5 separate regions of the Homo sapiens genome follow, and all the other regions are linked to region 3. The links are chromatin loops, found by intact Hi-C in ENCODE. Cell type or tissue: PC-3. All regions are shown on one strand. Region 1 overlaps LOC112267858 (a long non-coding RNA gene). Region 2 holds the start of MIR4652 (microRNA 4652). Region 3 holds the start of TFPI2 (tissue factor pathway inhibitor 2). Region 4 has its middle 84 kb from the start of MIR4652. Region 5 has its middle 180 kb from the start of BET1.

What was found. A loop is a pair of places that touch in the nucleus more often than their neighbours do. Peaks named below come from ENCODE experiments on the same cell type or tissue, not always from the same donor. Only the 100,000 strongest peaks of a DNase experiment are listed, where the experiment ranks them.
Region 1: a loop joins it to region 3, with 5 times the contacts of the local background. A loop is called at or near these places in 23 of 110 quality-filtered maps.
Region 2: it touches region 3 in a loop (18-fold over the local background); 5 of 110 quality-filtered maps call a loop at or near these places.
Region 4: a loop joins it to region 3, with 5 times the contacts of the local background. A loop is called at or near these places in 5 of 110 quality-filtered maps.
Region 5: a loop joins it to region 3, with 8 times the contacts of the local background. A loop is called at or near these places in 3 of 110 quality-filtered maps.

What each region holds. Positions count from the first base shown.
Region 1 is chr7:94,274,482-94,279,481 of GRCh38, reverse strand. It overlaps LOC112267858 (a long non-coding RNA gene), which reads left to right. Exons shown (of 4, transcript XR_001745273.2): 3 at 92-153; 4 at 496-2,955. Among named protein-coding and RNA genes, the nearest start is that of COL1A2-AS1, 120 kb to the left of the region's middle. In PC-3, a CTCF peak has its summit at 2,469 (motif pointing right); a DNase peak (open chromatin) is centred at 2,461; H3K27me3 peaks cover 861 bases.
Region 2 is chr7:93,712,934-93,717,933 of GRCh38, reverse strand. MIR4652 (microRNA 4652) reads right to left here and starts at 1,006; the gene lies at 929-1,006. In PC-3, a CTCF peak has its summit at 2,519 (motif pointing left); a DNase peak (open chromatin) is centred at 543; H3K27me3 peaks cover 1,567 bases.
Region 3 is chr7:93,888,880-93,893,879 of GRCh38, reverse strand. TFPI2 (tissue factor pathway inhibitor 2) reads left to right here and starts at 3,127. Exons shown (of 5, transcript NM_006528.4): 1 at 3,127-3,289; 2 at 3,561-3,743; 3 at 4,657-4,845. The coding sequence starts at 3,202. It overlaps TFPI2-DT (TFPI2 divergent transcript), which reads right to left and starts at 2,986. Exons shown (of 2, transcript NR_134235.1): 1 at 2,801-2,986; 2 at 292-638. In PC-3, a CTCF peak has its summit at 2,927; DNase peaks (open chromatin) are centred at 2,939, 3,759 and 4,409; H3K4me3 peaks cover 2,622 bases; H3K27ac peaks cover 2,462 bases.
Region 4 is chr7:93,797,971-93,802,970 of GRCh38, reverse strand. No RefSeq gene overlaps it. Among named protein-coding and RNA genes, the nearest start is that of MIR4652, 84 kb to the right of the region's middle. In PC-3, a CTCF peak has its summit at 3,010 (motif pointing left); no DNase peak of the experiment used is centred here.
Region 5 is chr7:94,181,164-94,186,163 of GRCh38, reverse strand. No RefSeq gene overlaps it. Among named protein-coding and RNA genes, the nearest start is that of BET1, 180 kb to the right of the region's middle. In PC-3, no CTCF peak of the experiment used is centred here; DNase peaks (open chromatin) are centred at 2,593 and 3,923; H3K4me3 peaks cover 805 bases; H3K27ac peaks cover 3,402 bases.

The DNA.
Region 1 (5,000 bases), 390 kb before region 3:
CCTTGAACTGGTAAATGCTGTTTGAGTAAGTCAAATCTTCTTTGATACCCTTCATACTTCTTTGATATGCTTCGTGCTCTTCTCTTTGCAGACGATGGAAAATAAAAACAACAAGCAAGTGAAACTCCCTGACTTATCAACCTTACTCAAGAAGTAAGTGGTATTTTTCAAAAATCCTCATTTTCAGTGGTGAGATTAGAAGCCAGCCTGATTGTGAGTTTGGAAAACACACTCCTGTTTCATGGGCTGAGCATGAACTCAGCTGGCCTGTGTGACCTCTGCCATTTCCAACAACAGCCGACCATCCAAGGACAATTTTGACAGATATAGGAGAAAGATGAGTGGTTCTCAATATTGAACTAACTATTAAATGATGTTAGCGTAGGATAACCAGGAATGGTGGGAATTTTATGATTATCAGAAAAATCCTTGCTGCAACTGAGATACTGATGGATTGCCTCTTGATACTCCCTAGTTCCTTCTTTCTTTCTCTAGATGGGAATTTCTGCCCTAGAGAGGTCTTGGAAACTTTCTCACCAGAAGAGCACAACTTGATGGCAGGAAGCTCCTGATGGAGGCCTGAAAATGGCCCTGAAAGGGATGCCAGGGGACCAGGGCTCCACTATTATCAGCGTGTGACTTTGGACAAGGATGTTAATGGCTCTGTGACTCAGTTACCTCTTCTGTACTTTGCTTAGGGGTCTATTGCTTTCCATTTTGTCTTTTTCATTTGTTAAATCCAATGATGTCACTGACAGTAAAAACTAGTAAATAGTAAAAAAAAAAAAAAAAAAAAGTAAAACCATGGCTTCTCTTTTGGAGATGGCATCCCCATGCTGCCTATCTTTTCTTACACTTACTCACAAATATTTTTGATGTACTTATAACTCAGGAAATACCTTCCGAGGCAAAAATGTGTGTGGATCAGTAGAGGTAGCAGCAGCAGTAGCTGCCAAGTGCCCTGATGGCCTGGAGTCAGATGGCTACATTGCACTCAGTTCTCCCATCTTCCATAGATACTGGATGTTATCCTTCAATGTTTGCCTTGAGCCAGATGGAGAGGAAAGAGGCAGAGTTAACTTGTCTTTCTATTTTCATTCTCCCAAATACAACTGATTTTTTACTCTACTCCTGGATACCTTTCTTATATCACAACTCTGATGATGTAACTTTTCTCAACCAAACTTTCAGGGGACCCTCTATGATCTCAGAATGAAACCCCAACTGTGTTGTATACATTTAACATGCATTCTACTTTCCTTCCTTCCTTACATTTTAGCTGCGTGGAATTCCTTGGCTTTCAATGTGGAAGAAAGTTTGTGGTCCTTGCCCCACCTCCCCTCCCCAAGGTTGCAAGAAGAGGGGGTTAGAATTGTGGCTTTCTTTAATTTGATCCAATGCTCCTTCCCCTGCAACTTCTGCTTCCATACAATTAATAACTATTTTCGAATCAATGAAATAACAATCATTCTTTAATACCTCAGTATAAACGATCTTATTAAAAGTTATGCAGCCTGGTCCAAAAATGGCACAGGACAGAGGATGGGGCCAGAATCTTTGCCAGGGCACTGCCAAGAAGGGCATGACCAGTGGAGACACTTGAGTGGATGGATGCTGTGTGTCCCAGAATATACATGGAGTTGAGGTACAGGCATGGCATTGAATATGAGTAGAGCAGTGCAGAAAGAAAGAAAGGAGCAAACTTCAGAAGCCTCACAAGTTTTCCTAGAGTCATCCCTGTGAGCTTCACAATCTAGCTGTCCTTAAGGAATGTTTCTTTTATGTGGAGCACTGCACACCTAAGACATTTTTAATGTTTTGCTCTGCCAAGTGCAGCTATAAGAAGGAATTTCCAGGTAGAGAAACAGAAGGATTGGAGAAAATTCTTAGAATCGTGCGTATAAGGCAATTCCGTTGCAGCATCATCTGCTGTGGTCCTTTGAGAAAACTAAGTGTTTATTTCCATGATTTAAAATCAAGTCAGTCTTTATCTAGGGTTTGGGAAGGCTTACATTGGCTCAGGACCAAAATGAAGATAGGACTAGAACTTTCCCAAGAATGTACGAATAAATGTATGTGTGAGTTTCAAGTTGCACTGGCAACACTTTGGAGAAGTTAGCACTTCAGAATCATGAGGATTGTTTAAGCTGTCATCCCATTGGCTGGCTGTGTGGAAGTTACCCATTGTATGGAAGGTGACCCTGACTAGACCTTGTACAGTCCCTTAAGATAGATTAATAGTGAAGTCCTCTAACATGTTTTCTGAACCTGTCAATGAAAGAAGAGAGAGATGCCTACCAGTGCAGAGGAAAGGAGTGGATATATCTTAAGTCTTTGTTATTTCTGTCATGCAGATGACTCAGGTATAAAAACTAGAAATTCTTCCTAATGTGGATTAGGGAACTCAGGCTTCACAGTATAAGCCAAACAAAAAAAAGTTTCATCACCAACAAACTGTCCTACCAGTTGGTGGCACCGTTATCCACATCCTTTGTTCCCCAAGGCAATACTGATGATAAGGCTACATTCAGTGACATTTAGTGAAACTGACTGCTGTGAGGGCTCTTTATAAACTTGCACCAGAAGTACATCTCTTTTAGTTTATTTTTAGGTTATGATAATAGGTGCAAGGCTTTACAGCTAAAGGATTCCTCTCTTATATAGTTATTTCCAGTAGTATGAATAATAGATATTCTAGTGGTAATAGTACTGGTAGCAAAAACTACTCTTCTGCTGCTAGGATTCTATGAATCCTACTACTTTTACTTCAGTTACTCCTATTATTGTTATATCACTAATTGTGCAGGTTTTGTGTCAGGGCTTTTGATACACGATGTTTAATGCTTATAGTCATTCTGTGAGGTGTGTAATATTATTCTTACTTTATAGAAGAGGAAACTGAAGTTCAGAAAGATTGATGTATCCACACAAATAAATTGCTGACTTGGAATTTGATCTTAGATGCATCTGCCTCCAAAGCTCACACTTTTGCATCACATTTTGTCTTTCATCTGCCCTTCATAATATGGCCATTGCTCCATAATCCCTGTCTTCAGAAGATATGCACAGCTCAAGGACTGTGAACTTCAAAGGGCTCTGCCGGAAGTCCAGATGGTTGTCCAAAAATGGCCTGTTTCCTTTGTGTTCACTGGCTTGTCTTGAATGCGTCAAAGTTATCTTAATGTCATTTCAAAGGCAATTGAGGGAGCATCCATGGAGATAAATTGTGCCTGCAGCCTGTTGCTGAATGCATATTAAGTTCTATTCATGGATTTCCTAGCAACCAGAGCTCTGTGACGCATGGAGTCAGTGAGCTTGCGTTGTACTTATGTAGAGAAATTAAATCACTTGGATTTTATTATTAATATTTTTAGAAAGCCTCACTAGATTAGCTGTTTGAAATGCATTGTTATCTGAGTTCCTGTCAGCAGCTGGTCCCAGTCACATCTGAAATCATTGAGGACTCTAATTTTCACAAACGCTCCAGTGAGAGATTATCTCCATTTATATATATTTACAATTAAGTATTTAGTTGGGAAATAAGGAAATTAAAAAAAGGAAAGTTGCTCTAGCAGCTTGTGATCTAGGCAAAGTTCTAAAACTTGATACAAACATAACATAAATAAGCAGCAAGCATCCTGGTGAGAAGAGACAACTGGGCTCCTTTGCTTCAAAGGGACGTGGTGAAGTGGAAGAACATAATTTTAGTAAACCTAGTTCTTCACAAGACATTTCATAAGGGTGAAATATTTTTCATTTTAGGGTTCACCGAATATACTGCTTTACAGGCTTAGAAAATTGACACATTTCTTCTTCATAGTCCCAACCAGCCTAAAGTGCTGCAGACATCTCACAAGTTTCTCTCAAGTTTTAATTTGTGTTTTATTGGACATACAAGTCAAATCTATGTGTGGTCTGCTGTAGTGGTATAAGTGTGGCATGCCAATGCATGGTCAAACACACACACACACACATACACATGCACACGCATAACTATTTAGGAATATCAAAAATTTAGGCATCTGATTCCTGAATTTATGTTCTTCATAGAAGGTACCTCTAAGACATTGAGATTTCTTAAAGAAACATCTTTGGGTTCAATATCCAAATGAACGTGACATATTTTAAAGTGGTCAATTTGAGAGAGTGACCACTTAATCCAGTGATTTTACTTTGCTTGGAATACTTTTAAAACTTCAATTTTAGAGTTGCCTTTAGTGGCACTTATTTTAAAAACAACATTAATGATGACAAATATTTTTCTTGAAAATACATTCTGTTTGTGCTCCTTGAGTGATGATTAAAACTGGAAATTAGCCATTAGTGTTTCCATTACCCACTATCAAAAAATATGAAAATGGGAACACATTTGGAGACACTAATGCATGAATCTCAAAATGAGCTTAGGTTGTCACAGTGAATGACGCACACAATGAAATGGTAATCTGAGGGATCAGTCCAACCCACCAGTGCCTTTGATGTGGTAAAGTCATCAGAAGAAGAGTTCCTTTACGTTAGTGGAGTTGCTTATATGATTGTCATGGCAAACGTAGAGTATTTCCAGTTAACAATGGGAACCAGAAAGGTAAACTGAAGGTTTTCACAAATGCTTAAGACTACACTCTCATTGAATACTTGGAACCAAAAAATTAAAAAGTACATTCCATCAAATCTCTATAAAATTATCTAAATTTTCTCTGCTACAGCTATTTGTTTTTCATAGAAGCAGTATATGTAAGTAAACATCAAGGTATTTGTTACCTACATGTTTTACCCATATCTTAATTATCTCCGAAATTGTTTGAAGAGTCTTAAAATCTCTAAGAAAAGGGCAAATAGATAAGCAGAGTGACATAGGACAATACTTATACTAGAAAATATAAAAACTTTCTAGCAGTCAAGGTTTCTAGGAGATCATTGTAGGTTACCTAATCTCATAATCTTATGTGAATAAGCATTTCAGTTCCTCAAGAGCACCAAAAGGAAGTCTCCTTGAGGGT
Region 2 (5,000 bases), 180 kb after region 3:
CTGAACTCCATATTCAACAAATTGGATATGATGGAAATACACCATGAAAATCAGCAAATACTACAAGCTTTCAACTTTCCTCCCTCCCTTCCTCCCTCTCTCCATCTTTCCCTCACTCCCTTCCTCTCTCTCCCTCTCTCTCTATTCCCCCCTCCCTTCCTCCCTCCCTCCTTCCCTTCTTTTCCTTCCTTCCATCCTTCCTTCCTCCTTTTCTTTCTCTTTCTTTCTCTCTCTCCCCATTTCTCCCCATTTCTTCCTTCTTTTTCTTTCTCTTTCTTTTGGTTCCCTCCCTCCCTTTCTTTGTTCCTTCCTTCTTTCATTCCTCTCTCTCCTCATTCCCTTCCTCCCTTATTCCCTGTTCTCCTCCTCTCCTTCCCTCCTTTTCCTAGGTTTAAGGGCTTTGCAAGTTCTCTTTAGTGCACCTGGGTTGACCTGATTTTGTTGTTCTCTACTATGTGGTTTGGGATGTGGTTTCAAAACTCATACCACCGCAACTTATTCATTCATAAAGATCTCTATTTCATTTGAGTAATCATTATGACTTATTGTAGCACTGGAGGACTGAGGAGTGCTTTGGGGCCAGAGGTTGGGTAATACTTAAGAGGAGGTGTTGTCAGCTGTTTGTTAGAAGAGAGACTTGCTGTCTGAAACTCAGTGAGTTGTTGCCTACAGGTCAGTAGCAAGGCCAGGAACATGACCTTGGATTTAAGATTTTCTGTCTTTTCAATGGAAACAATATGCTGACCATTTCTTTCACTTCGTAATCCTTCATCACATAGTCTCCCTTCAGAAGGTCTTCTCAACCACCACTGACATTGATTGCAAAGATTTTTAAAATTCTCATCACTTTTTCTCTCTGGTCTGACACTAGGGGACTGCTTGTTTGGCCTTACTCAGCCTAGTTGAGCTTATATTGAGGTTTATACTCTATTAGATGAGGGGATGGGTTAACAGAACAAAATAGTTCTGGTTAGTTAGTTCTATTAACCAGTCCCCTCGTCCAATAGAGTCAAACGATTCTGAATCACTGTTGGCCATTATCACTCTCATCACTACTCCAGTCTGACCAACTTTTGCATAGTTATATATATAGTATGTAACTTAGTTATCTAAAGTATTATATATATAATATTATATATATGCATATATAGATAGATAGATAGAGAGAGAGAGAGAGAGTCTTTCTCAGTTGTCCAGGAGTACAGTGGTGTGATCATGGCTCACTGAGGCTTGGATGTCCAGGCTCAAGCGATCCTCCCACCTCAGCCTCCTTCCTGGGTAGCTGGGATTACAGATGTGTGCCATCACACCTAGCTAATTTTTAGTAAAGACAGTCTATGTTGCCCAGGTTGGTCATCAAGTTCTGAGCTCAAGGGATATTCCCACCTTGATCTCCCAAATGCTATGATTACAACAGGCCTGAGCCACTGCACCTGGCCGCAAAGCAATCTGTAATTGTTACAGCTTACCCTGTGAGGTGTAAAGTTGAATTGGAGGTGGGGAAGAAGCATCTCTGACAATACCCCACAGCTTTGTGTAATCCCACAGCTTCTTGCACAAGAGCTTGCATATAGCTGGAGTTCAAGAAATATTTGTGGATTGGATGGATGTACAAATGAATGACAGTAAAGAGGCTACATCTGACAAGGGAGGAGGAAGCTGGGCAATGAGGATCCAGGGGACACCAGTAGGGAGGTACGGATAAATCTTTGAGATGGGAGAAAGGAGAGGCTGAAAGCGATAAGGATATAGGAAGCCCGATGCAGGCAGAGGACAGAATCCAAAGAGTTGCACACAATGCAGGTGTGTAAATGTGGACATTTAACAGGGATGGCATATTTAAAGTGGTATATTTTGAGATTTTCACTTGTTTTCTTTTCACTACCAACAAAGCTGAGTGTAATGATTAATTCTTGAAGATGTCTAAGCCAGGAAAGGGAAAAGAAAGTATTCATAACTGTCAAACAATGAATAATGGACATTTATTTGACAGTTCTTGAACATTAAAATTGAGCTAAGTTCTACATTATAATATGAAGTAGTTATAATAGGCATATAATATGTTTCCAAACATTATATGCCATTACTATGATGTGAAAATAATACCAAAGATCAGTACTTTCAACACCTGAATCACTTTGTGGTTGCAGTGCGGCAATTCTATGTACTGATTGTCTCTGAGTTTTTAACAGTGTAAGATGGTATAAAAGTCATCCATGATATCTGTAGTATTATCCAACTGTGTGTCTCACCAGCTGTGTAACTTCAGGTTAGTCCTCACTACCTCTCTGGGTTTAAATTTCCTAATCTTAAAATGAGGTCCAAGCTGGAAAATCCATCAAGTTCCTTTCTGGTCTAGCATTCATTGATTCTAGGATGTAAGATTATGCCGCGTAAATATGGACAAGACTTTCTTTTTCATTCCCCTCTTTCCATGAAGACAGGCTCCTTCTCTCTTCATAAACCATGGACTTATCCTAGGTCAAGGCTTCCTGGTCCACAGGAGACCCCTGGCGGCCACCCTGGCGAATTCTCTTGATAGATGTTACCTCCCGCAGTTCCGAAATCTTTAGAGGGTTTTTGATGCCCTAGAAAGCTTCCTATCTTTGAACTCTTAACACCTACAATTGGGTTGATACTACTTTGAGTAATCTTTTTTCACATATGCACAAACCTTTCCTTTTCTCTTACAACCCTTACCCCAAGAAAATATTTTTTCTTTTCCCTTTACTCTTTAATTTCCCTTCCTGTTTTATTTCTGAAATAAAATTGGGTGATTCTTCTTTCATTATTTAAATGATTTCATTTCTAAAAAATGTAATAACTTCTTTTCTGATTACGCAAGGAGAAGCATGCTTGTTGTGGAAAATTTGATAAGTAATAAGAAAATAAATTAGACACAATACAGGCATACCTCAGAGGTATTAGTGGGTTGGTTCCAGACAAATGCAACAAAGTGAATATTGCAATAAAGCAAGTCTCATGAGGTTTTTGGTTTCCAAAGTGCATAAAAAGGTTATATTTACACTATACTTTAGTCTATTAAGTGTGAAATAGCATTATGTCTAAAAAATATATACTTTAATTTAAAAATACTTTGCTGCTAAAAAAATGCTGATGATCATCTAAGCCTTCTGTGACTCATAATCTTTTGGCTGGTGGAGGGTCTTGCCTCAATGTTGATGGCTGCGGACTGATCAGGCTGGTGATTGCTGAAGGTTCTGATGGCTATGGAAATTTCTTAAAATAAGACAGCAATGAAGTTTGCTACATCAACTGATGCATCCTTTCATGAAAGATTTCTTTATGGCATGTGATATTGTTTGATAGCATTTTACCCACAGTAGAACTTCTTTCAAACTGGAGTCAAACTTCTCAAACCCTGCTGCTGCTTTATCAACTAAGTTTGCATAATATTTTAAATCATTTGTTTTCATTTCAACAATGTTCAGTATCTTTCACCAGAAGTAGATCCCATCTCAAAAAAATACTTTCTTTGCTCATCCATATGAAGCAATTCATCATTCACTGAAGTTTTATCATGAAATTGTAGCAATTTAGATACATCTTCAGACTCCACTTCTAATTCTAGTTCTCTTGCTGTTTCCACCATATCTTCAGTGATTCCTCCATTGAACCCTTGAGCCTCTCAAAGTTATATAAGAGGGTTGAAATCTTCTCCTAAATTCCTGTTAACTTTGATATTTCAGCTTCTTCTCATGAATTATGAATGTTCTTAATGGCATTAGAATGGTGATACTTTCTTGAAGAGTTTCAATTTACTTTGCCCAGGTCCATTGGTGGAATCACTGTCTATGGCAGCTACAGCCTTACACAATGTATTACTTAATTAATAAGAATTGAAAGTAAAAAATACTTCTTGATTCATAGGCTGTAAAACAGACGTTGTGTTAGCAGGCATGAAAACAACAATAATCTCCTTGTACACTGCTATCAGAGTTCTTGGTTGACTGGGGACATTTGTAAATGAGCAATAATATTTTGAGAAGATTCCTTTTGAAAGGAATCTTTTTTTCTGAGCAGTAAGTGTCAACAGTGGGATAAAAATATTCAGTAAATCAGGCTATAAATAGATGTGCTGCCATCCGGGCTTTGTTGTTCCATTTATAGAGCACAGGCAGAGTAGATTTAGTGCAATTCTTAAGAGCCTAGGATTTTTAGAATGATCAATGAGCATGGGCTTCAACGAAAAGTTGCCAGTTGCATTAGCCTCTAACAAGGTAATCAGCTTGTTCTTTAGAACTTTGAAGGCAGGCATTGACTACTCCTTTTTAACTATGAAACTCCTAGTTGGCATCTTCTTCCAATACTATATAAAGCTGTTTCGTATACATTGAATATCTATTGTTTAGTGTAGCCACATTTATCCATGATCTTCGCAAGATTTTCCAGATAACTTGTTACAGCTTCTACATCAGCACTTGCTGCTTTAGCTGGCACTCTTATGGTATGGATACTTTTTATTTACCCTTTAACATGATAAACCAATATCTGCTAGCTTCAAAATTCTCTTCTACAGCTTCCCCACTCTCAGCCTTCAGGGAATTGAGGAGACTTAGGACTTTGCTCTGGATTAGACTTTGGCTTAAGAAAATGTTGTTGCTGGTTTAATTTATCCAGACCACTTAAGCTTTCTCCATATCTGCAATAAGCCTGTTTCATTTCATTATTCATGTGTTCACTGGAGTAGCACTTTTATTTTCCTTCAAGAACTTTTCCTTTGGATTCACAACTTGGCTAACTGTTTGATACAAGAAGTCCTTCAGCCTATCTCAGCTTTTGATATGCCTTTTTCACTAAGCTCCATCATTTCTAGCTTTTTTATTTAAAGTGAGAGATGTGTCATTCTTCCTTTCACTTGAACACTTAGAGGCCATTGTAGAGTTACTAATCGGCTTAATTTCAATATTGTTTCTCAGGGAATAAGGAGGCCTGGGAAGAAGGAGAGAGATGGAGGAATGGCTGCTCAGTGGAACAGT
Region 3 (5,000 bases):
AGGATATGGGATGATCTGGATGAAGTTTGTGCCATTGTGTGAGGGGCTAAAACAATATCTTTGAATGCATAGGCATTTTCCATTTAATCCTCATAACACATCTGCGAGGTAGAGTTATTATGTCTATTAGAAAAGGAAACTGAGGCTCAGAGAGTTTTAAGTAACTTGTCCAATGTAGCAAGGAATAAAATCCAGGTATCCTCTGAATTCCAACTCTATTTTTCCATGGCACGATGCAATTTCCCAAAATGTCTGTCTTGATACAAAAGGGCTAATCTTTTTTTTTTTTTCTTTTTAGTCAGATTCAGAGTCTCACTCTGTCATCCAGGCTGGAGTGCTGTGGCACGACCATAGTTCACTGCAAATTCAAACTCCTGGGCTTAACCAATCCTTCCATCTCAACCTCCCATATAGCTGGGACTACAGGTGTACACAACCATGCCCAGCTAAGTTAAAATTTTTTTTTTTGTAAAGATGGAATCACACTATGTTGCCCAGGTTTGTCTCTGACTCCTGGCCTCAAGCGATCCTCCTGTCTCAGCCTCCCAAAGTGTTGGGATTACTAGCAGAAGCCATTGTGTCCAGTGGTTCATTTTTTTTTTTGTATGAGCGAAAGACAATCAAAAAGTGTCCAGCACCTGAGAACAAAGAGAAATGGCAGTAGTCAGTGCTCCATGAAAACTGAGTATCAGTCCTTGAATTTTATTTTAGTCTAAAGATATATTTAATTTTATTCAGAAGATAGATATAGGTAAGTTTGAAGTTGAGTCAACTTTTCTCCTGAATATGATTCTCGGTAAATGAGTGGTAAAATTCCCTCCCCTAATAATATTTTGAAGGAACTGGGAGGGTCTAATCTGACTTTACTCTGAATGTGTCATTCCAAAACTGGCTGTCTGTCTCAGTGGTTGGTGCATTAGAGCCAGCTCACACAGATTTTGGCCATGGGGAGCTCTGGCTCTTGGAGATCTTTTCCCACCTCGGCATTCAGTGATTCTGCAGTGGCAGCTTGAAATTGACCTTAGTGAGCACATTTACATCACAGAAATCAGTTAACTATACAAAGCATCCCCATCCCATTTATTTTTCCCTACTGGAGAGGTGATAATTAAACATTTATCCTTATAGTTTCAACTATCATTCTTAATCATAGACATCTGCTAATCAAAGCTGACAGCATTTCCAGATCAGGCTGGTTTTCCTAGGACTGTGACCTTGTAACATGACATCAGAATGACTGAAAACTGGCACAAGGATATAATGTGCAAAATACCTCAGATTATTAACCCACTTTGAGCAAGTGTGTCCTATACTTTTCAGGGCTTCCTGAAAACTTGAAAGAGAACTTCTGTAAACTACCCCCAGTATCCTCAGAAGTCAAGAATAATTATTTACTTGAGAATGTTGAATACAACAAGAGAAAAGGGGAAGGGAAGACAAGTATATTAAAATGTCTTCAAAAATATCTTTAATATTTTATGTAAAATTTCACTGTAGGTAATTGTTTGTATTAAAAAAAAAAGTGGATCACAAGCTAATATGTCAAAGGAACAGGGAACTTTAATGGATGCACTGACATTAGGAAATGTGTGGGAATACACTGATCTGGTCAAATCTTCAGAACTCCCCAAGGCTATCTCTCTGGGCTGCTATGGTTCTTCTCCAAAAACATAGATACATACAAAAACATAGCTTCATACATGCTTGGTTGGGGTGTAAAATGGTACAATCATCTTGAAAAAATCCTTTGGCAGTGTCTAACATTTCTAAGTATTTTATCCAAGAGTAATAAAAATTGCAGGTCCACACAAAGCAGCTTTTTTCATAAGAGCCCCCAAACAAACTAGAAACAACACAAATTCCAGTAATAAGACATTTGTGATATATTAGAATATTACTCAATGATTTAAAGGAACAGACTATTGATACACACAGCAACATATTTATACATTGTGGGATATTCATACGTTTTGGTAAATTCATACCTTGGACTACGCAGGAATTAAAAGAAACAGACTATTGATGCAGTGACCTGGGCGTATCTCAAAAACAGGAAGTGTGAGAAAGAAATACTACACAGTGAATACTTTATAATTCCGTTTATATGAAATTCAAGAATAGGCAAATCTAATCTATGGTAATCGAAATGAGAAGAGTGTTTGCCCCTGGCCTAAGGATGGAAGGATTGATTTAGGAAAAAGTCTGCAGGAGCTTTCTGGAGTGATGGAAATGTTCTAACTCTTTTTTTTTTCTTCTTCTTCTTCTTTTTCTTCGTTTCGAGACGGAGTTCCACTCTGCCGCCCAGACTGGAGTGCAGTGGCGCCATCTGGGCTCACTGCAGCCTCCGCCTCCTGGGTTCAAGCCATTCTCCTGCCTCAGCCTCCCGAGGGGCTGGGACTACAGGTGCCCGCCACCACGCCCGGCTAATTTTTTGTGTTTTTAATAGAGACGGGGTTTCGCCATGTTGGCCAGGCTAGTCTCGAACTCCTGATTTCAGGTGATCCACCCGCCTTGGCCTCCCAAAGTGCTGGGATTACAGGCGCGAGCTACCGCGCCCAGCCAAAATGTTCTAATTCTTTATTGGTGGCTACACAGTTGTCAAAATTTATCAAACTGTCCACCTACGATATATTATAAGCCTGTATTAAATGTAAATTAGAACTCGATTGAAATCTGTGTGTATAAATATAAATATACACTTATTTACATTTCTAATCTAATCTGAAGGTCCATTGCAACGAATCCCGCTCCGCTCTGACCCAAGAACTCCGCACTTTCTCTCCACCAGCCTTTCAAATACCTGAACTTCATGCCTTCAAGAGGTGGATTCCGGCTTCTTTACAGCGCAATCACTAGCAGGTCATTTCCGTCTAGCTTGCAGATTTCCCATTACTGACACAAACGCTCCCTCAGGGCGTCCCCGTCTGGACTACAGGAGAAAGTTTGGGAGGCAGGTTCAACTTTTCAACTTGGCGGGGAATTCCTCTCCCTCTTACACAGTTTGCAGCGCGGGGGCGGCGGGGTGACAGTCCCCGTGCATGAATCAGCCACCCCTCAGGCTCCGCCCCGGCGGGGGTCGGCCGGACGCTCGCCCCGCATAAAGCGGGCACCCGGGCCGCCTGGAGCAGAAAGCCGCGCACCTCCTCCCGCCAGGCGCTTTCTCGGACGCCTTGCCCAGCGGGCCGCCCGACCCCCTGCACCATGGACCCCGCTCGCCCCCTGGGGCTGTCGATTCTGCTGCTTTTCCTGACGGAGGCTGCACTGGGCGATGCTGCTCAGGAGCCAACAGGTATCTGGCCGCTCCAGGAGCTTCTCTCCCCAACCGGCGGAGAGGGCGCAGCGGGCCATGGGGCCCCGTGTAGGCGCCCTCCAAGCCTCGCTTTCTCCAGGTCCCTGCCGCGCGCTCCGCTGGCAGGGGGGACTCGCTCCCAAGTTTGCACTTTCTCTGCAGAGGCCCCTCCGCTCGGAAGGGGACAGAACTCCCCGGGATGTTCTTTCCTCCTAGGAGCTACGCCTGACCACTTTCCCTCTCTTTTGCTCTCCTTCTGCCCCTTCTTCAGGAAATAACGCGGAGATCTGTCTCCTGCCCCTAGACTACGGACCCTGCCGGGCCCTACTTCTCCGTTACTACTACGACAGGTACACGCAGAGCTGCCGCCAGTTCCTGTACGGGGGCTGCGAGGGCAACGCCAACAATTTCTACACCTGGGAGGCTTGCGACGATGCTTGCTGGAGGATAGAAAGTAAGTGCCCTGCGCGCACCCAGGACTCTCGCGCTCCTTGCGCCGGCGGCTGGTAGCAGCTTCGCCAGTTTCCCACGTCTCGCTTTCTACAGGAAGTTTTAGCCTGGGTTTTCTCAAGTGTTAAGCAAACCTCATGGTTTTCAGTTTCTTAAAAGTAATCACAAATTTACAACCACTAACACATTTCCTGTCTCCCAACTGACATTGATCATAATTCAGTGCCTGTGCGGACTCAGGGAAAGATTTGTTCCCTCACCATGGGGTATAATAAATGCAAGAGAATAACGTGTTAGGTACAACGTAAGTGCTTCTCTGTATTTTTCATTAATTCCAAACCTATGATTTTTATCTCTCCTGGAGTACATCATTTCCTTCTGTCGATTATCCATCAATCTGAAATATTTTTAGTGGATTTTATTATTGAAGTGTGACTTAGCTCATTATATAACTCTACTTTTGTCCCGATACCCAAACATGTGTTGGATTAGTTGCGGGACATGGTGGAGATTCATAATACTGTTATATTTTAATTTATTTTTAATTTTTAAATTATATCGGTTAAGGCCTGTAAGAGAACATGGGGCTTTTCCATTCAAGGAACTGAGCCAGGGGAAAATGCGTATTCATGTGAATAAGCTTTGATTCACTGCATATGTACAATCAGAGAACACCCAGAGAAAACAGAGAGTCTTTCTACTGAACTTGAAAGATACATCACAGCTGAGTCAGCTCTGAATACACTGTTAGAAAAAAAAAAAGTAAATATCTGGATTCATGGGAGTATTCTGGGTATTTACTATCCCAACACTAATACAACTTCTCTCCCCCCACAAAATGTTGCTGAAAATACAGTGATGGTTTAATAAGAAGGCTACTTTTGACTAACATTGTTCTATTACCCTCCTTTTCCTAGAAGTTCCCAAAGTTTGCCGGCTGCAAGTGAGTGTGGACGACCAGTGTGAGGGGTCCACAGAAAAGTATTTCTTTAATCTAAGTTCCATGACATGTGAAAAATTCTTTTCCGGTGGGTGTCACCGGAACCGGATTGAGAACAGGTTTCCAGATGAAGCTACTTGTATGGGCTTCTGCGCACCAAAGAAAAGTAAATACGATTTTTATGGTATTTCTATTTCACTTTTTTGAAAAGACATTTGGGTGGAAAAAACTCAATTTGATGCGAAATTAACATGTGCATTTTCATGATTTCACATTACTTGACAAGTTAGTGACTTGTCAAGTTCTTAGGACTGGAAAGTG
Region 4 (5,000 bases), 91 kb after region 3:
CTTTTATTTAATTTTTTTGGGCATTTTCTCTGTTTTTTCTTGGTATAGCTAAAAGTTTGTCAGTTTTGTTTAACTTCTCAAAAAACCTGCTTTATGTTTTATTGATTTTTTTATTGTATTCTACATTTCAAATTCATTTATTTCTACTCTGTTTTTTATTATATATTTTCTTCTATGAATTATGTGTTTGGTTTGTTCTTAATTTTCCAGGTCTTTAGGATGTATCATTAGATTGCTTATTTAAAGTTCTTTTTTGATGTAGGTACTTACCTCTTAGTACTGTTTATGCTGTATTCCATAGGTTTTGGTGTATTGTGTTTCCACTATCATTTATGTCAAGAAATTTTTAAATTTTCTTCTTAATTTCTTTATTGACCCACTGGTCATTAAGGAGCATATTGTTTAATTTCCATGTACTTGTATAGTTTACAAAATTTCTCTTGTTATTGATTTCTAGTTATTTTCCATTGTGGTTGGAGAAGATGCTTAATATTATTTCAGTTTTTTCAAATGTTTTAAGACTTGTTTTGTGACCTAACATGTGGTTTATCCTTGAGAATGATCCATATGCTGAGGAAAAGAATGTGTATTCTGTAGCCATTAGATGAAATGTTCTATAAGTAATCTATTAGGTCCATTTGGTTTATAGTGCAGATTAAGTCCAGTGTTTCTTTGTTGATTTTTTTTTTCTGGAAGACCTGGCCAATGCTGAAAGTGAGTTGTTGAAGTCCAGCTCTTATTGTATTGGGGTCTATCCCTCTCTGTAGCTCTAGCAATATTTGCTTTATATATCCAGATGCTCCAGTGTTGGGTGCATATATGTTTTAAGTTGTTATATCCCCTTGCTGAATTGATCCATTTATCATTATATAGTGACAATATTTGTCTCTTCTTATAGGTTTTGTCTTCAAATCTATTTTGTCTGCTATTAGTATAACTACTTCTGCTCTTTTTTGGTTTCCATTTGCATGGAATATCTTTACTTATCTCTTTATTTTTAGCCTACATGTATCTTTATAGATGAAATATATTTCTTTTCATGTATGCAACAGCTTATTGCATCTTGTTTTCTTTTATTTTACATTCAGTCACTCTATGTCTTTTGATTAAAGAGTTTAGTCCATTTACATTCAATATAATTACTGATAACTAAGGACTTACTCTTACCATTTAGTTGTTTGTTTTCTGGTTATTTTGTGGTCTTTTCTTCCTTATTTTCTATTTTATTTTCAGTAAAATTGATTTTGTATGGTGGTATGTTTTAATTTCTTGCTTTTAATTTTTTTGTGTATCTGTTGTATGTTTTTTAATTTGAAATTACTGTGGGGCTCGCAAATACTATCTTATTATTTTAAGCTGATAATAACTTACTGTTTGTATAAACAAACAAACAAAAAGGAAACTCATAAAAACCCTACCCCTTAACTTCTGGCTACTATATATATATATATATGGCTACGATACATATACAATATATATGTTATATATATATACACAATATATATGCTACACACACACACACACACACACACACACACACACACACATATATATATATATATATTTTTTTTTTTTAAAGACAAAGTCTCACTGTATTGCCCAGGCTGGAGTGCAGTGGCAAGATCTCAGCTCACTGTAACCTCTGCCTCCCGGGTTCAAGTGATTCTCGTGCCTCAGCCTCCCAAGTAGCTAGGATTACAGGCACCCACCACCATGCCTGGCTAATTTTTGTATTTTTAGTAGAGACAGGGTTTCACCATGTTGGCTGGGCTGGCCTCAGCCACCAACCTTAGCCTCCCAAAGTGATCCACCCGTCTCGGCCTCCCAAAGTGCTGATCCATGTCATTTAAATCATTATTTCCCTGTATCATATTTTCTACTTTATTTCCATTTTTCTTTGATTTTCAGCAATTTGTCTGTGATATGCTTAAGCATAGTGTTCTTGGTTTTTTTTTCTGCTTAGGGGGTGCCATATTTTTTAAAATATATAAATTTGTCTTTCATCAAATTTGGAAAAATTTCAGCTATTATATCTTTGAATATTTTTTTCTGCTCCGTTCTCTTCTCTTTACTAAGACTATAATTACCTGTTTGGTAGATGTTTTGCACAGGTACTTTAGCACTGCCAATTTTTTAATGCTTTTTCCTCTCTATTTCAGATTGAATAATTTTTATGATCTATATTCAATTTCACTTGAAATTATTGAATTGAAATTACTCAGATTGAATAATTTTTATTGCTCTATATTCAGATTCACTATTTCCTTTGTCATCTCCATTTTCTAAATAAACTCATTCTGTTAATTGCTTATAAAAGTATGCATGTTGCATTAATATTCCTTTGCCTATCTTTCATATTTTCTAGTTTTTTTGCTAACACATCCTATACTATCATTCATTAGGAGAATTGTTTAGCCTCGTTGAACATCATTATAATAACCGCTATAAAGTCCTTGATTGAAAATTCTGGCATATAGGTTACCTCAGAATTGGGCTCTATTGATTATCTTTTCCTTTTAGCATTATCCTTTCTATATTGAGTCAACTTGAATTGTATTTTGCACTTTGTGAATATTAATATTGTAGAGGCTCTAAATTCTGTTACATTGCTCCAAAGAGTGTTGATATTTTTGTTTCAGCAGGCAAATAACTTGTTTAGGCTTGAACTCCAACTCTGACTTAGGTAGGCAACATTTTCAAAACTCAAGTCAATTATTTCAACTTCAGTTTCACTGTTTTGCTTCTGCCTTGAATATGTGTGATTCAAAGGTAAGGCAGAATTTTAGGCAGAGTTAATACGTAAAATATGGGGTTTCTGGCTCAGATTTTCTCCTCCGTAGTATTTTCTGTTTTCTTCTTATAAGAGCTGTGAATGGATTCCGCGTTCCTCATTATATTCGTGAGGATGTCTAATTAATTTGCTGAACAAATAACAGCAGGTCATCCTAAGGGGATAGCCAGGGTATTTCTAAGGTGTACTAAATTTCACCCTGACATTTACCAAATTCTTACATCACTAGCTCCCTCTTCTGTTTCCACAATAAAGTGCAGTTTCTTTAATAAAGGGTATTTTCTATCTTCATCCAATTCTTTGAAAATATTTTATTTCCTTAGAGACTTTCTCTTTGTCACTTCTTTCTTTTCCTCTTGCCATCATGCCTCCATGGGATCTCTCTCTCCAAGGTGCTTACTCTTCCCCAGAACAGTATCTTCTCAAGACTGCTGCTTCTGGCCTATGGACCTTCCAATCTCTCCATATTCTAGTAGTCTAGGAGCCAAGCATTCTGATCAGATCATGGACCTGCTCTCAGCATGTCCCCAGTCAACATGGATATCTCTAGTCCTGAACCCTAGCATGTGTTCTGTGTTCCATCACTGCTGTTACACTCTTCTCTTCTGTCCATATCTTGCCTGACCATCTGCTTTTATGTGAGCTCTGGAGACAACTCTACTAGTTTCAGTTATTTTTTTCTCTAGTTAAAGATAAACTGAGGTTTGAAATATCACCTGTCTCCAGGTGTTATATAGGAATAAGCTATTGGTAGTTTTATTTGCTCCCCTTTTTGATCTGTGTGGTTTTATTTTGGAAGATGTATGGAGATGTATAAAATTCAAGGATCCCTCACCCCTGCTTTTGTATGAAAAGAAAAAGGAAGCATTTTACTGGCTTTCTTTATATTTTATTGAAACCTTACAACAAACCTATGACCCTATGACACACACACATACACACACACACACCTATATGTGTGTATGTGTGTGTGTGTGTGTGTGTGTGTGTATATATATATATATATATATATATATATATATATATAGTTATGTCACATATATACTACAACTTTCTGAAAGTCACAGGGCTAGCATGTGAAGAACCCAAGATTTTAACTTGAGTAATCTGACTTCAGCTCCTATACACTTAGGTATAAAATTATTGCTATATACATATAAAATCCCCATTTTTCAGACAAAGAATATAAAAGGTAGTTTGCCTAATATCATTTTTTTTTGCAAAGGATAAAGTGTGAAGATTAAACTCATATTTAATTTTATAGTTCTTAGCCACAGTACTATGCTACTCGGGTAATAGTTTTTTTATACCTTAGCATGTAGGAGCTGAAGTCAGATTGCCCAAGTTAAAATGTTGTGTCCACCACATGCTACCCATGTGACCTTCAGAAGGTTGTAGAACCTAGAGGTAACTTTTGGACATTCTTCTATAAAGTGAAGATAGTATAGTATTTTTTCTTATAGAAAAATATTAGATGATGAAAAAAATCCATGTAAACTTTATAGCACATGCTAAGTACTCAATAAATATTAGTTATATTAATTTCTAAGGGATGCTAAATTAGCTGTGGCTCTTAGCATTTTCAAGTACCTTCATAGTAAGACGATTTCTAAAACTGAGCTCATAAAAAATATCATAAAATATTTGATTGCAGACTTGAGACCAAATACAAAACAATTTGTCAATGTATACTCTCCACTTGAACTGGCAATAGCTGATTTTATTTTAGACTTCTTCCAAGAGATAATTCTTTCTAATAACTTCCAACTTTGAATGTCTAATTGCACTCTAATGACAGGAGAGTGCTGTCCTATTTCTCTATTCATGGCAAGATTTCCTGAAAGTGTCCTTATCAGACACTTTCAAAATTAAATCCCATTGCTTTTAGTACAAAGGTGGTTGAACTATAAATTTTCCACCCAAAATGATCATGTAAAAGTAAACAAATTTCAAAATGGTCACACTAGAGATATAGATTTTAAGCAAATATTTCTGAAAGAAGCTAAAAGAAAAATTTTAATAAAGTTGACCAATGATACGTTAAATTGTCCATAATACTGAAATGAGTGCTGCTAAGCAGAAGAGACATAACTATTTATCTGAATAATTTATAACTTGATGTCTACCAAATTGAATTTAAGGAAGTAAATAAAAATATATATGTATATATATATACACACATTATTTATGTATATGTATATATTATTAA
Region 5 (5,000 bases), 290 kb before region 3:
TGAATGGGCTAAAGCTGGAAGCATTCTCCTTGAAAATTGGCACAAGACAAGGATGCCCTCCCTCACCATTCCTATTCAACATAGTATTGGAAGTCCTGGCCAGAGCAATCAGGCAAGACAAGGAAAGCCCATCCATATAGGAAGAGAGGAAGTCAAACTATCCCTGTTTGCAGACGATATGAGCCTGTATGTAGAATACCCCATAATCTCTGCCCAAAAGCTCCTTGAGTTTATAAACAACTTCAGCAAAGTTTTGGGATGCAAAATCAATGTAAAAAAATCACTAGCATTCCTACACACTAACAGTTAAGCAGAGAGCCAAATCAGGAATGCAATCCCATTCCCAACTGCCAATACCTAGGAATACAGTTAACCAGGAAGGTGAAAGATCTCTAAAATAAGAATTACAAAACACTGATCAAATAAATCAGAGATGACACAAACAAATAGAAAAACATTTCATGCTTATGGATCAGAAGAATCAATATCATTAAAATGGCCATACTATCCAAAGCAACTTACAGGTTCAGTGGTACTCTTATCAAACTACCAATGACATTCTTCACAGAACTAGAAAAAATATTTTTAAATTCATATAGAACCAAAAAAAGAGCCAGAATAGCCAAGGCAAATGTCCAGAATGGCAACTAATAAAAAAGAACAAATCAGAGGCATCACGCTACCTGACTTCAATCTGTACTACAGGGCTACGGTAACTAAAGCTGCATGGTACAGGTACAAACACAGACACACAGACCAATGGAACAGAATAGAAAGCATAGAAATAAGTCGGCAATGGACATAGATTTCATGACAAAGACGCCAAAACAATTGCAACAAAAGCAAAAATTGATAAATGGGATCTAGTTAAACTAAAGAGCTTCTGCACAGCAAAAGAAACTATCAACTGAGTAAACAGTCAATCTACAGAGTGGAAGAAAATATCTGCAAACTACGCATCTGACAAGTCTAATGTCCAGCATCAATAGGGAAATTAAATTTACAAGAAAAAAATCAACCCCATTAGAAAGCGGGCAAAGAACAAGAACAGACACTTTTCAAAAGAAGACACAGAAGGCTAACAAGCATATGAAAAAAGCTCAATATCACTGATCATTAGAGAAATGCAAATCAAAACAACGATGAGATAGAATCTCACACCAGTCAGAATGGCTATTATCAAAAATAAAAAATAACAGATGCTGGAGAGGTTGTCGAGAAAAGGGAATGCTTATACACTGTTGGTGGGAGTGTAAATTAGTTCAACCATTATGGAAAGCAGTTGGCAATTCCTTGAAAAGCTGAAAACAGAACTACCAATTGATCCAGCTATCCCATTACTGGGAATATATCCAAAGGAATAGAAATCATTCTGTCATAAAGATCCACATGCATAAGTATGTTCATTGCAGCACTATTCACAATAGCAAAGACATGGAATCAACCTAAATGCCCATCACTGGTAGACTGGATAAAGAAAATGTTGTACATATACACCATGGAATACTCTGAAGCCATAAAAATGAAGGAGATCATGTCCTCTGCAGGGACATAAATGGAGCTGGAAGCCATTATCCTTAGCAAACTAATGTGGGAACAAAAACCAAATATCACATGTTCTCACTTATAAGTGGCAGCTAAATGATGAGAACCCATGGACACAAAGAATGGAACAAGAGACACTGGGACATACCAGAGGGTGCAGGATCAGAGGAGTGAGATGAACAGAAAAAAGATTACTATTGGGTAGTAGGCTTAGTACCTGGGTAATGAAATAATCTGTACAACAAACTCCCATGGCACAATTTTCCCCATATAACAAACCTGCACATGGACTCTGAACCTAAAATAAAAGCGTTTAAAAATTTTAAAAAAGGAAATAATATAGTCAGAAAAGACCATGTATTATACTAGTCTATTTATGTGAAACGTCCAGAGGGGCAACTTTTTAGAGACAGAAAGTAGATGAGTGATTGTTTACAGTGGAGGCAGGGGAGGTTGTTGATTGTTGTGAGGCAATTGTGGAGTGATAGCTAAAGGGTACAAGGTTTTCTTTTCGGGTAATTAGAATTTGCTGAAACTGATTGTGGTAACAGTTGCACAATTCTGTGAATATACTAAAACAATTGAATTGTACACATTAAATGGCTACATTTTATGGTATATGAACTTTATCACAATAAAACTGTTACGAAAAAAGTTTCCAATGTAACAAAATGATAATCAGCCTTCAGCTGAAATTCTATCAACTTCAAACAATATTTTATTCAACAAACTTAGATTTAGACAGTTTTAAAAAATACCTTGTACAAAGATTGTGTGTGCAAATAGTAGTTTGGTGAGAACAAATGCTATTCTCAAATTGCCTATTTAGGTGCCAGGGAATTTGACCAAAAAAATCACAACTCCAGAATTACACTGATAAACAGCAGACTTTCACATGAATGCCTTCTGCCCCTTCTAAGTTTTTTTTTTTGTTTCATTGTGAAAGGCCTAACTGTCTGGAATTTCACTTATGGTGTGACGCAAATAGGATTTCTTAAAGACAGGAAGGTTCAATAGCAGAAAGATGATTAGTCAGTGGAGAGGAATTTCTAACATCCTGGTTGACTTTTAGCAGAGTCTACTCACTTTCTTTTCTCTTTCAGTGTTACTATGGGGATCATGGAACTATAACCACATGTGATTTAGACAGGAAGTGTCTTAAACTTTATTAGAAACAAAAGAGCAGAGGGCAGCAGCACCAAGTGGTGAGCAGGACTGGACCCCAGAGCCGGAGGTCCATTCTTGGCCCTGTCAAGGGTCACTGGGTGAGGCTGGTGACTTGTTTATGTCTCTCAGGCTGACTTTCCTGTTTGTTATACATTTTCAGAGCAGATCCTGGGAAAATATGTATCAGCTTATTGACTTTAAGTGTTTTTAGAAAACTCTCTACAATAGAGTTCTCACTTTAATTAAAAAAATTAAAAACAACACTATAGTATGACACTCCATTATCAAGTAAGTTTAAATAGGGGAGATAGAAAAACATTGTTACTGGCTACATCTGAACGGTCTAGAGGTAAATAGTTATTCTAAAAATAAATGTATTTTAGGTGTAATCTTTTATGTTGTTTAAGGAGATTATACTAGGGACTGATGAGAAAATTTCTGAATAGTTACCTGTAGATCCCACTTCATGTGAAATTGAATACTTTGGTCCATATGACAAACTAATGGCTGAGGGAAATGCCATTACGAAAAACCGTGTATGTGCACATTCACATGTGTGTATGCATGTTTGTAATGTGCTCATAACTTAGACATAGTATTTGTAAGAATTCAGCTATTGCAACAGGACAAGAGACACAATTAGCAACATTATCCAGTAGTCTAAGTGTCTTTTGTATAAGCTATTCAGAATTTTAAATGTTAAGGTAATTTAAAAAATAAGATGTCTAGTTTGCTAGTAAACTTAGCATTCATGTTGGCCATTTGTGAAACATTATTTTAAGTGATTATTTAAATCCTTTAAATTGTAATGTATGATTGTCTAGACTTCACCCTTGTAAGACCGGGTATGACGCTGTTAGACAGTGGCATTCTGAGATATTCCTTCTGAGTACAGAGTGAATACTTTCTGACAAAATGGATTTAAAATATTCCTTACACTGGTACAACTCAAAGAAGAGCTCAGATTCAACAAGAAGCAGGAAACCTTGGTTCCTCATTCCCACTCCATCTGTCTTCCTCACATCCAGTCATTTTTCCTCATACAGGAAAAATGTGTGTGACACAGATTCCATGTGTGTATTTTGTGAATATATACAGAGCATTAATGATGGAGAGTAAGAGAGCTGCAGCATCATACTGACTGTTCTTGGGTTAGGGGAAAAGAAGCTGAACTCATGTTACAGGTTGGTCATAGGATCCGAGTCCAGCTCAGCTCAACTGTGACTCACAGAGAGGAGTCTGTTCCATCAGCTCCATGCTGAAAGAGGCAGTCACAGTCAGTGGTAAGCTGGTTCAGCAGAGCCAATGTCCCTTATGGTTCATTGTCTATAAAGTCCCTGTTAGAGGATTCCTATTCTAGCAAGTGGAGTTAGCAATATCACAGCAAATTCTTACCCTGCCTTCAAAAATTCTAAGTCTGTGAGCACAGATGTTGTGTAGAACTTTTATCGAATTAGGAATTGTAGCATTTATTATTATATATATTTTTGAGACAGAGTCTCACTCTGTCACCCAGGCTGGAGTGCAACTGCACGATCTCAGGTTACTGCAACCTCCGCCTCCTGGATTCAAGTGATGCTCTTTCCTCAGCCTCCCCAGTAGCTGGGGTTACAGGCATAAGCCACTATGCCTGGCTCATTTTTCTATTTTTAGTAGAGACGGGGTTTCACCACATTGGCCAGGCTGGTTTGGAACTCCTGACCTCAAGTGATCTGCCTGCCTCAGCCTCCCAAAGTGCTGGGATTACAGGCATGAGCTACCATGCCTGGCCTGTAGAATATATCATAAAATGTTAAATGAGGAGGGGTGGAAGGTGTATTCTGAAAAGTCTGACATTTCCTAGGAAAATATGTATTTTTCATGTTAAATCCCATATTACTCCATACTATCTGGACTAATTATATCAGGAATGCTCTATTTGTTTAGGTAAATTCAAGACAGAATGGTTGATTAATTCCAAGGGCTAAGTAGCATAAATAAACCAATTTAGGAGCCAACTGGAAATGATGTTGGGGCAAGAACTATACCTGCATTTAAGGTGAACTAATGTAAATTGATGTGCTTTGGAACTTGTAGCACATTTGCTTAAGGTAACATATTATTATAATAATTGAAGAATATTATGGTTTTTAACATTACTAACTCTGCATGATTTAATTTTAGATGCATGCCAGTAAGAATTATGATTAAACACCTGTTTTCATGACATGCAGCCTTTCCTAAAAATTATGCACATTTGTTTTGCCAGGGAACTTTCTTTAAGTGTATAGAAAAACTTTTTTTCTTTT